3 separate regions of the Mus musculus genome follow, and all the other regions are linked to region 1. Evidence: chromatin contacts called from ENCODE Hi-C or POLR2A ChIA-PET data. All regions are on one chromosome and are shown on one strand. Each heading gives the region's core, a stretch centred on a gene start or an enhancer-like site at or near the end of the contact. The rest is flanking DNA. Distances are from core to core; before and after follow the strand shown.

Region 1 (3,971 bases), core at 332-2,831:
TCATGACAGGTTGTGAGAATTTAAAGGATATTGGGGAGAGGGGAGGGAGGAGGTCTGTTCCCACCTATTTGTTTCTGATAGGTCATAAAAATAACTGAGTCAGTCAAGCATGTCCATCAGACTCAGGAAACAGGCTCAAGCTTTTTTTCAGCTCAGTAGCATCCTGTCATTATTTACAGTTTTTCAGGAACAGGGAAATGACCACAGGGATAGCTAGCTTATCATTACTACTACTCAAGTGGCCATAGATGAACAGACCTTAGAGCGCTTTGAAGGCTAGAAATGTGGCTCAGAGGTAGAGGGGCTTGCCTACCATACTCTGAATTCTTCTATGTACAATTTCTCAATAGAGAAAGACCTTATGGTGCTTTGTTTCAAATTCCCTCTGTGAGACAGGTCTGCACTCAATGATAATATATTCAAATAAGGATTCAAGTGGGTGGAAACTCAAGAGACACAACACCCAGCTGTTGTGCAACCCACAAAGGTTAAAACCTTTCTAAATTTGATACATCTTATGATGCAGTTTACAAAGAAACAAACAAAAAAGCAAGAAGGAGCAGAGCAAAACAAAGCATGCCAACCTTCTTAAGACCAGAAATACACAAGCCCACTTGGAAAGAGAAACAATTCTCACACCCGCATGCCCAACTTCCCCACCTGGATACCTCCGCTGGCTCTTTTCCCGAGCTCCCTCCAGGCGAGCTAAGGAAAGGCTTCATGGCTTGACCTTCTGCGTCTGGTGCGCGATCATCTAGGATGTCCTCCCCCTCCCAGTGAACTGCAGGACACACGACCGCGTCCAAAAAAACAAACGAAATCTCCCTCTTGCAACGTTACGTGTGTAAAAACTCGAGTGCCTTCCCTAGATGACCACTAGGTTATTAACTCCAAATAGGACCCGGGCCATCCCCCCCAGACCGAGCCGTTTGGGAAGCCGACAGGAAGAGAGTCCTAGGTGGCTCCAAAGTAAGATTCGGTCCACCTTCTATTCTAGGAACACCCTCCATCCCTAGGGGCCAATGCGCGCCAGGCTTGTCACGCTGCACGTCGCCGAGGGGCAGGTTCTGGAGGGACCACCTGGTACTCCATCCCTTCCCCGACTGTGGTGAGGGGGCGCCCGGGGGAGCGCGGGGGTCGGCGCCAAGCGCGGCGGCGCTGGGCCGTGGCCAGGGATGAGCTCAGCCCCGCCGGGTGTTGCCCGCAGGTTGCATCAGACGCCGCTCCGGGCCCCCGCCCGCGCCGCCAAGCCGCCAGGAGCCTTCCGGGCCAACCTGCCGAATCGGGCAGGGCCGGGTCTCCTCCGGCCGGGTCGGCGCCTACGCGAGCGGCGGGCTCGGCCGCGGCCTCCTCCCCCAACCCCTCCGAGCTACAACCCGCGGCCTCCTTACCTGCGCCTCCGGCCGGCCCGCCCGCCCCCAGACGGCCTCCACTCCGAGCGGCCCCGCGCGGCGCGGCCCGACCCGACCCGACCCAGGCCTCGCAGCCCGCGAGTCGGCGAGGAGGAGCGACGGTTACGAAACCGGCAACCTCCGCCCGTTCCGCCACCGCGGCCACCGGTTTTCCCCGCCTCTTCGGGTCCGCGCGCTGCCGCCGCCGCCGTGACCAATAGAAGCGCTGCTTGGAGAACGACGCGCTCGCCTCTAGAGATGGGCAGCTCCACCAGCCAATCACAGGCCGTGTGCCGGCGAGAGGCGGGCGCGCGGCGGAACGGGCGTGGTGGGCGTGGCAGCACCGGCGCTGGCTGGAGGCGCGCTCGGTGGTTTCCCCCTTAGGCTGTCGGTGGTGGCAGGCGGTGGCCCTGAGCCTTGGGAGTGACCCATGGCAAGCAAAGTTCTATCAGAGTTACGAGGGCCTCACCTGCCTTAGGGAAAAGACATTTCCTCAGGTGGATTTTTGAGTTAGGGTGGGTTTTTTGTTTGTTTAGGCCTCACGGCCCTGAGGCATCTGCACATTTATTTTGATAAAAGCACGTTAAGGAAAAACTGTCCAGTGCTAGGGTTAGCACTTGTCAGACGCTTGACAACAGCAGACTGTGGCTGCCGAACAAATCACGATTTCCAAAGTGTGCTCACCTCCGGAGAGCAGATGATGGATATGAGGTGCTCTCTTAAAAGTGACAAGTGGTCCAGCCTGGGTCTCCCGGGAACAGTTCACAAGAGAATCAAAAAGCGGGTTTTTTTGTTGTTTTGTTTTGTTTTGTGTTGCTTTTTGTTTTTGTGTTTTGAAAAACAGGAAGCAGCGCTGGGTGGAAGGCAGAGCCTGCCCGAAAGGTTTGATTGCTTCCTCTTTAGCAATGCTTATCATTCAAAACTCTCTGGCTTTCAGAAGGGAAATGTTTCTTCATCGCCAAGGCCAGGAGAGCAGCTCTCCACATAAGACTTCGAGGAATCCCTGAGAGATGAAAATACCTGAAAAAAAAAAAGTCAACCACAGAGAATGACCCCTGATAACCCCATGCACACTTGGGGAGCTAATGTCTCAAAACCAGTCAGTATGTTTCTTTAGGTTTGGATCGCTGTGTTAAGAGCCATTTTTTTCCCAAGACTTAGCACTATGAAAGGTGAACCGTGCTTTGTTTCTCACAAAGACCACGATTTTACCCCTAATGTTTTCTAGTCATATAAAAACTATCGAAAATAAAAACATCCTTGCATGTCATATGTATATTGAGTTAGCCTCTTTTTTGCCAGCCGCTCTGCCAGCTGCATTCTGTGTTGTGTCTAGGCAAGCCTTCCACAGCCAGCAGTCAATGCCCAGGAGTCTTGAGATTTCCTCTTTAGCTGATATCCTGTAATTCTTTTCCTGATTACAAGAACGGTATGTGCTAAAGTGTGGACTAAGAGTCAGCAATGGAAGAAGACAAACACACTGTCCCTGCCCACAGGGAGCTTACTCTGAGAACTACAGAGACATGATTCAAGCCCCATTTTCATAGACACTTAAGGAAAGAAGTCCAAGATGCTAGGAGATATTGTAAGAAGGGGACCAGACCTGATCTAATGTGTCAGAGAAGGCTTAAAAGATGAGGCGGGTTTGGCTTTGCTTAGAGGCCCTGTGATGGCCGGAACATAAGGCTGAGGCAAGGTAAAGTAGGGCTGACCAAGAGAGACCAACAGTGATTTTGATGGAGGGTAGGGCATTGAACCCAGGGTGTGCACACATACAGGGTAACACTCCTCTACCACTAAGCCAAAACTCAGCCCAGGAGAACCTTTTCTCACTGTCAGCAATAGGAAACACTCAACATAAGGACATAAGAACCCTGGGAACACTCTGCCTCCAGGTTGAAGAAATCTAGTTTGTTTGTTTTTTGTTAAGTCACAAAGACTTATGCCATCTCAGTAAAGGGAAATGTCCTGTGTATATCTGTGCCCTGCTAATGTCCAAATATATTCTAGAAACCCAAAGAAGTTGTAAACCAGCAGTATATTAAAATCTCCTTCAAAGGACTTGAGAAGTAGGAGATCCTGTTAGCTGAATAATCTAGCCACTTAACTACTGTGACTAACCACATGTATTGCCAAAGTGCTATGGTCCAGGGTCAGAATGTTCCCAGCTTCCAATCCTTACAGCAGTGGTTCTCAACCTTGCTGTGACCCTTTAACAGTTCCTCCTGGTGTGGCAACCCCTGACAATAAAACTACTTTGTTACTACTTCATACCTGTAATTTTGCTACTGTTATAAATCATAGTGTTAATATCTGTGTTTTCCAGTGGTCTTAGGTCACTCGGGTGAAAGGGTCCTTCAACCCCCCAAAAGGGGTGGGGAACCCCAGATTGAGAACCACTGTCCTCCACAGACGTGTGACCTTATGCAAATCCCTTAACCTCTGTGTCATCTGGAGTGGGGAGGACCACAGTGTGACTGAGGACTGAAAGAATACGTTGGGCCCCTGCCTTATTCATGGTGAGAGCTATTCATATGAAGTATTGGATAGCATTAGCATGATGCAGATCTGTGAATGGAC
Region 2 (3,734 bases), core at 698-3,197, 590 kb after region 1:
ATCCTTCTGTCTCTGCTTCCCAAGCAGGGAGGTTAGAGGCGTGAGCCACCACCGGCTTTATGCGCTCAAAGCATAAAAGAGACCCTAGATGAGGAGTCCTGATTAGAGAGGGAAAACCAAACAACCTGCTTTGAGAATGTGGACTTCCAACGGGTTAACCGTGAAGGTTGCCAAAGAGAGTGGGGAGCAAGGGACTTAGTGCTCAGATCTGAACACACCCCAAACAACGGGAGAGGCAAAAGCAGGGTGTGAAGTAGTCACGTCAAATGCATGCTTGAACTTGAGTGAAAGTGCTCTGCCACGCGCAGGGGTAAAACAGCAGAGTAAGTTAGTGTCCACGGACCGCTCACGGGGAGGCCTTGGGTCTAGAATCCCTATGAGGTTATTTACTGTTGGGCTTAGGCAGAACTTCAAAGTGAGGTCTTACTGGAACTCCGTGGGTATTTACTGAATCAGACTAAAAAGGGAATTACCTTCAAGCAGGCTTAGTAGAAAATCACTAGGTTCTGAGATTCACTAAGAGTCACGGACCAATTCCAACTACTAAATAAAAGCCAAAAGCTCAATCTATGAAACCACTCTTCCAGAAAGTTCTAGTTCCAGCCCTACCTTTGCTTTGCTTCCTGTTGGGCTGCATCACCAGGATCCTGAAAAAAAAATAATTTTTACCTTTTAATGGAGTGGAACTTCAAAAGAAGAGAGAAGAACACATGGGTCAGGGAAAGGTGGGGTGAGGCACATTTGTCACCATAGTTAGCACTTAGGAGACACAAGAATCTCAAGTTACCGGCCAGCCTGGGCTATAAACAGAGACCGTATTCAAAATAAAGTAAAATACCAAATAAATGAAAACAAAAATAAAGGGCTTATTCGATATTCTTTCTGCTATAATAGGTTCCCGAGGTGGAAACTGGACCTCACCAAAAAAAAAAAAAAAAAAAAAAAAAAAAAATCAATAAGTCAGTTTCCATTTGCAATGTTGTGTTCGTTTTATTAAATAAGGGCTGAGGGTGGAACTCAGGGAAGAGAGGGTGTTGTGTATGCTAGGTAAGCACTGTGGCCCAGGCTAACCCCCACTCCCAGCCCCACATTTCCCAAGCGTCTCAAGTCACAATCTAAAAGAATGTTTGAGAACGCACACATTCCTGAAAAGGCCCCGGTATCATGGAGCCCTATTTTTAACCAGTGAGAAGACTGGAAAAAAGAGACCCTGGCTTGGCACGAAAGATGCTGGCTCAAAGGCTCAAATGCTTGCCACTGAGGTCACCCACCACCACTAGCGTTTGTCCCAAGGCAAGTTTACAACCCGCTACTCCCTCCTAGCCGGCACCGCAGGGGCTGAGCACCATCTCTGGAGTCCGCGGTTCGACTCCCGCCCGGGGAGGCGCTGTCAGAGCGGCGTCCTCCGCACCAGAGCTCAGAGGATCCCCCTCTACACAGCGCGGGCTTCCGGTCGGCAAGACCCCCCCCAATCCGAGGACACCCCAATCCCGGCGAGGATCGCCTGAGGCTCGACGGCAGCGAAAACCGAGACTTGGGGGGTGGGGTGGGGGGTGACTCGAAGGCGCGCACACCCCAACCCGCACAAGCCTCACGCGGGACCCTACGGCAGCCGAGGAGGCGGCGGTGACCTCCGGGGACACCCCCATCCCCGTGGGCACACACACGTTGCCATGGGGTACGCGGAAGCCGGGGTCCCACGAGCAAACGCCGAGAGCCTGTGCCTGGGGCGAGGGCGTCACCTCGCCCGCCCGCCCGCTCGCTCACTCACTCCATGCTTGGCCTGCAACTCGGCCAGCCTCTGCTTCCTCAGCGCCTCAAGTTCTTCGTCCGCCATGGCGCGGCTGTCCCACGTCGCGCAGGCGCAGCGGCCGTCGGGGGTCGCGCAGCCGCAGCCGCCCTCCGGTACACTCGGTTGGAATCGCTTCGGCCGGAGACTCGAGCCCGGCGCCTTCGACTGCGCAGACGCGAGTGATGCTCAGGCATCAAAAGTCGAGTGCCGAGTTGGGGCTGCCGGGCCTCGGCCAGGGTGCCTTGCAGAGGACCGATCCTGCGATGGGAAAAGGGGCAGAACCTCTAAGAGGGCGCTTGTGGGTTCCCAGGCTCTGAACTGCGCGTTAACACGCCCCACCCTAATGATTCCTAGGACTGGCAATGGCGCAGTTCTGCAAGGTGTAAACTCCTTAGTCGACGCCCTGTCTGCTTTACCCCAACCCCCAAGGGCCTTTGCTGAGAAGATGCTGTGTGTGTGAGTGTGTGTGTGAACTATGGCAATACACACACACACACACACACACACACACACACCCTGATTTTGGAGTGAGGGTCCCAGTAAGGGATGGAGTGGGTGGAAAAAAAAACTGCTCAATTCTCCAATCCTGTGACTTGCTTATGGTATATGTATTTTAATTTTTCCAAATACATCTAACCATTTTCATTATATATATATATGGAGGTAAGGGATGAGTGAGCCTGAGGAGACAAACATTGGACCCCTGGAGTTGGAGTTCCAAGCAACTGTGAGTCACCTGATATTGGGTTGAGAATCGAATTCTGGTGCTCTGGAAGACTAATACACACTTTTAACCACTGAGCCATCCCTCTAGCCCATATACCTACATCCACCCTGTTGAGCAATGGCTACTCTCTATAAATTTTTCATCATTACAAACTGGCACCCACTCACTAAATAGAAATTATTTATTATCCCTGGTTCCCATTACAAAACAATGTTCTGTCTGTATAAAATTGCCTATTCAAGCACTATTTATTTATGGCTGGCATATTTGACCAATCATATACCACCTTCAAGTTTTTTATCCATGTTGTACCATGAGACAGAACTTCATTCTTGATTGGATTTGGTGGGTGTGTGCCTTTAAAGTCGGCCAATCCAGGGGCGTCTGAGGCAGGAGGATCTGGAATTGAAGACCAGCTTGCCATTACATAGTGAGACTTTGGCTCCAACCAAACAAGCTCTCCCCTCCCCCATTTCATTATTTCCTGGCTGAACATATTTACTGTACAAAGCACATTAGATGTATTCATCAGTTTAACCTTGTTCACTTTTTGCTTAGTGTGAGTAAAGCCACTATCAATGCATGTGTTCAAATGCCTGCCTGCAATCCTGCCTTCAGTTATTTTAAATATGTATCTATGGATGGAATTGCTGTGTTAGGGACTGTGGTGGTTTGAAAGAAAATGGCCCCCAGAGGCTCTTAGGGAGTGGCACAGTTAGGAGGTGTGCCTTGTCGTAGGTGTGTCTCGGTTGGAAGGAAGTGTTTTTCTGGGACTCTGAGGTTTCAAGTGTGCTCACGCCATAGTGTTACTTTCCCTGCTGCTCGCCTATTGATGCAGAACTCTCAGCGACCTCTCCTGTACCATGCCTGTCTGCACTACACCATGCTCCCTGCCACGATGATGATGGACTAAACTTCAGAACCTATAAGCCAGCCCCAATCAAATGCCTTCCTTTATAAGAGATGCCGTGATCATGGGGTCTCTTCACAGCAATAGAAATCCTAAACCAGACAGTTGCTTTTCTACTACTGTGATACAATACCATGACCAAGGCCATTAATAAAAGAAAGCTTTTAATTTGGAGCTCACAGTTCCAGAGAATTAGAGTCCGTGACCATCATGGTGGGGAGTATGGTAATGAGCAGGCAGGCATGACAGTGCAACAGCAGCTAAGATCTCACGTCTTGAGACAACTACTATTTTGAAAATTCAGA
Region 3 (3,731 bases), core at 386-2,885, 670 kb before region 1:
AAAAGCAGACTCCTTGACTTTTCAGTGTTTGATTCAAGGATTTTTTTTTTTAAGTAAATTGCCAAAAGTTATGTAAGTATCACAATGCAACTGTGGAAAACATCACCCTACTCTTTTATAGTGTCCCTTTTTTAAGCTTTGTTTTTGTGGTTCTGGGGAGGGAACCCAGATCTCCCACTTGCTAGAGAAGAGCTGTCAATCAAGCCACACCCCTACCCCCTATTAGGTATAATTCAAGAAACTGAAACTGTTAAAAGAAGCATCTATAAAAAATGCTTTTAGATTTAGAATCTTGCTATCCCTAGGACCTTTTTTCCTAGCATACTTAGTTCTTAACAATTCTACTAGGTGTGGTAGGAAAATAGACCTCCCTGGTATCAGAAACTGTTATAAGACTTCCCCTAGGATCAGAAACTCAAGTTTATTTTCTTTGTGCCTTCCTGTCACTAGCACGCGTGAACGGAAACAAAACCCACAAATTGACTGTATCGACTGTACAGACTATGGGGTTGGGGTAAGTAGGGGGGGATCCCCTTCCACACAACTTCCTCTCCCCAAGTACAGCGGAGTCGGTCAGCGCCCCGATAGTACTCGCTCTGAAGTGTGTACAAGAGTCCCGGATCATCAAAACTTAAACTTTCCTTTCTACCAGGGTTCCAGAAAATTGGCCCATGGGGACAGCAAGCAAGCATTTTAACGCGCACCCTTCGGTTGCATAAGAATTCCGGCATAACAGGTAACAATCACAGAGGAGACAAACGGGATGCGATCGACTGGACGGTACGAAACGGCCTTTCGAGATCACAAGTCTGCGGCGCAAACCCAAAGTTTGGAGCACACTCCTTAGGAGTTCACTCGACAACCGTCGCCACCGACCCAGACGAAGAACGCTGAGAAAATGGGTGCCCGAGGAATCAACACATCCGCATTCATCTCGAGGTAGGCGTCAAGATTCTTCGACTCCTCCGGCTTTGTTCGGCGCTTCCGAAGAAGGAACGACCGAATTTCGGTCTTGGAAGCCGCGAACCTGGGTGTGTTCTCCGGCTGGTTCCCGGGACTTTAGCATCGCCCCGCCCCGGGCGCCGCGCACTCGTTCCCCGGATGGAAGGCGCGGAGCTTCGGGGGAAAGGAAGCAGCCCGGGGAGCCCGGGGAGGCCGCAGCCCGGCCCTTGTCGCTTGGGGGCCGGGAGGGAGCGAGGCCCGTGAGGACCGCAGAGGGAGAAGAGCGCGAGGGCGGCGGGGCGCTCTACCCGCGCCCCCCAAAACCCCGAGGCCCGCCCCGCCGTACCTTTGGCGAGGGCTACCGTGGAGTTCTCGGTGTCGATGGTGTAGAGGATGCCCTCGTAGCGGATCTCCGCCTTGGAGATGAGGCTGATCTTGCTGCCGATGTAAGGGGTGCCCCCGCTCATGGCGCCGCCGCCGTCGCCCGCCGCTCGCACTCAGTCAGATCCCGCGCTGCGCCCGCCGCTCCGCCCGCCCGCCCGCTCGCTCGCTCCCTCCGTCGGCGCCTCACAGCAGCCGCCTCAGAACCAACATGGCGGCCGCGCCGGCTCCGCTTACCCTCCCCCAGCCTCCCGCCCTCAAACCGCGGCGCGGCGGCGGCGGCGGCGGCAGCAGCGGCGGCGGCGCAGGGCATGCCGGGAGGGCGAGGCGGCGTGCTTTCTCGCGAGACTCGCCGAGCTCACGGACGGTCCCGGGCTCTTTCCGCGGCGGCCCAGAGCGCTTGGCTTGCGCTCCCGACGTGGAAGGTTTTCACGGCACCTAGATGTCGCGGGAAGACTAGACGAGGGCCCATCCCGCCTGGTGATGCTGACTGCGGCCTCTGCCATTTCTAGGCGGGCTGCACTTTGGTACGAGCCCAGAGTCTTTGTAAGCGGTCGCCTCCCAGCTCCGGAGCCGCTCTCCGCGGGCCACGGAACTCTCACTGTAAACGCCAGAGCAGCCATCTTCGCCTGAGGAGTCTCACACTCCAAGGGCTGCCGCTCCGGGAGGCTCTGGGACTCTGTCCCCCAAACTGAGTCCAACCCTTTTTATGCGGCTTGATCCGTGTCCTAGCTTTCAAGATGTTCCCGGTCACTAACTATGCAAGAAACACCAGTCCAAGTGTTTCTCTGCCGCTTTGATCACTTAATGTCAGCTCCACTTTCTTAATAACGATCATCTCTCCGATCGGATACCAAATTGGCATCTTAAAACTTTGCATCCAGAGATGTAACTCTTCGGTTTTACTCCAAACTCGTCCCTCTAGCTTGTTCTCGGAGGTAACTATGAACCGGGAACGTTTGCTTAGTAGCTAAGACCCCAGTCCTGGATTGTCTTACACCTCCACACCTGTCCTAACTATAAATCTTGTCTGTTCAGGCTGGACCGTCTCCATCCGTACAGCTCTATATAACGCCTCAGTTACCCTGGCCAGAGTTGTTGGCAGTAGCTCCCGAAGAATTCTATTTCTCTTACCCCTACTAGGTTTTTCTTAACACAGCAGTCAGGGGGAATCATGTTCAAGTAGCAAGAGATTTTGGACTTTTGTTCAACTCAAGATAACATCCGTCTACTCAGTGCGCTCCACAGGTTACATTTTACACAAGGTGAAAACCAGACTTCCTAGTTTGGCTTATGAGGGCATGGATGATTTAATTTGTTGTTACACAGCTCCATACTGTTCCAAGCATCCCTTCTTCTCACAGCTTCCACAGTTCATTATACTCTGCTCAAAGCTGCCCTAAGAGGTGATGTATTTACAAAACTACAGTAGATCTCGCTTTACACCCCTCTTCTTGCCTTGCTCCCTCCCTACCCCCCATCGCATTTGTCTATTTAGTCATAAGTGTTTGTCTCCCTTCTTGGCTAGAATGCAAATATTTTGAGGAAGGGTTTCTGGTTTTAGACACTGTTTGCATCATCCTTGGGGCCAAGTGTAGCAACCGGCCCAGGACAGCTGCTCGGTAGACATTTGCTGCAAGAGTGAACAACTGGGATAAGAGCCGAACACAGGCAGCAAGTAGGATGTCTGGTGCGCTGAGCCAATGCATGGTGATTATCTGCGTGTTCCGGGAAAGCAGGAGAGAAGATTGATGAGCTGAGCTGTGACTGGTGCCCAGTGGCTTCAAGGGGGTCCCTGCTTCAGCATACAGTCATTATTTGGTGTGCAAATCTGCGTTTGGAGTCTTCCCTTTGTAGGTCTCAGACCAATGTTGCCTTCTCTTCCATAGTGAACACATTCTTTCCCTTGTCAGTTTCTATAAACTGATGATACCTAACTCTCAAATTTACATCTCTCACATCTCCTGGCTTCACACATACCAACCACATCACTGCCATCTCTGTTGGGTTTATTCCATGGTGTTAGCTGGTGATGGAACTAGCTGTACTCCATGTCCCAATTACATAGTACATTTAATTGCCAATTTGATAATTTCTCCGTTACTGTATCTATTCTCCTCTCTCCCCATCACCCCCAACAAACTGTCTTTATTCATGGTTCCTAGGGTCTTCTGGGGCCCAAGGTTTGTGTCTGCGATGGTTTGAATGTGTCTCCCAAGAATTCATGTAAAGTTTAATCCTCACTGGGGCAATATTGAAAAGTGGTTGTGGGCCGGGCAGTGGTGGCACATGCCTTTAATTCCAGCACTTGGGAGGCAGAGGCAGGCAGATTTCTGAGTGCGAGGCCAGCCTGGTCTACAAAGTGAGTTCCAGGACAGCCAGGGCTACACAGAGAAACCCTGTCTCAA

What was found. A loop is a pair of places that touch in the nucleus more often than their neighbours do. ChIA-PET counts read pairs that join two places held with the same protein, here RNA polymerase II (POLR2A).
Region 2: a loop to region 1 is called in a map of v-Abl transformed pro-B cells, with 3 times the contacts of the local background. The contact joins the promoter of Pdcd5 here to the promoter of Cebpg in region 1. A Hi-C loop is called at or near these places in 1 of 37 maps with a recorded cell type or tissue (v-Abl transformed pro-B cells). POLR2A ChIA-PET finds 5 or more read pairs at or near these places in 1 of 5 experiments (embryonic stem cell).
Region 3: a loop to region 1 is called in a map of v-Abl transformed pro-B cells, with 4 times the contacts of the local background. The contact joins the promoter of Lsm14a here to the promoter of Cebpg in region 1. A Hi-C loop is called at or near these places in 3 of 37 maps with a recorded cell type or tissue (T-helper 2 cell, regulatory T cell and v-Abl transformed pro-B cells).

What each region holds. Positions count from the first base shown.
Region 1 is chr7:35,054,985-35,058,955 of GRCm38, forward strand. It overlaps Cebpg (CCAAT/enhancer binding protein (C/EBP), gamma), which reads right to left and starts at 1,582. Exons shown (of 2, transcript NM_009884.3): 1 at 1,392-1,582. It overlaps Gm45095, which reads left to right and starts at 499. Exons shown (of 2, transcript XM_030243153.1): 1 at 499-1,108; 2 at 1,208-2,661. The coding sequence starts at 1,023. The coding sequence ends at 1,775.
Region 2 is chr7:35,645,535-35,649,268 of GRCm38, forward strand. It overlaps Pdcd5 (programmed cell death 5), which reads right to left and starts at 1,948. Exons shown (of 6, transcript NM_019746.4): 1 at 1,772-1,948; 2 at 610-647. The coding sequence starts at 1,837.
Region 3 is chr7:34,388,070-34,391,800 of GRCm38, forward strand. It overlaps Lsm14a (LSM14A mRNA processing body assembly factor), which reads right to left and starts at 1,636. Exons shown (of 11, transcript NM_025948.3): 1 at 1,289-1,636. The coding sequence starts at 1,409. It overlaps Gm12764 (predicted gene 12764), which reads left to right and starts at 544. Exons shown (of 2, transcript NR_169160.1): 1 at 544-939.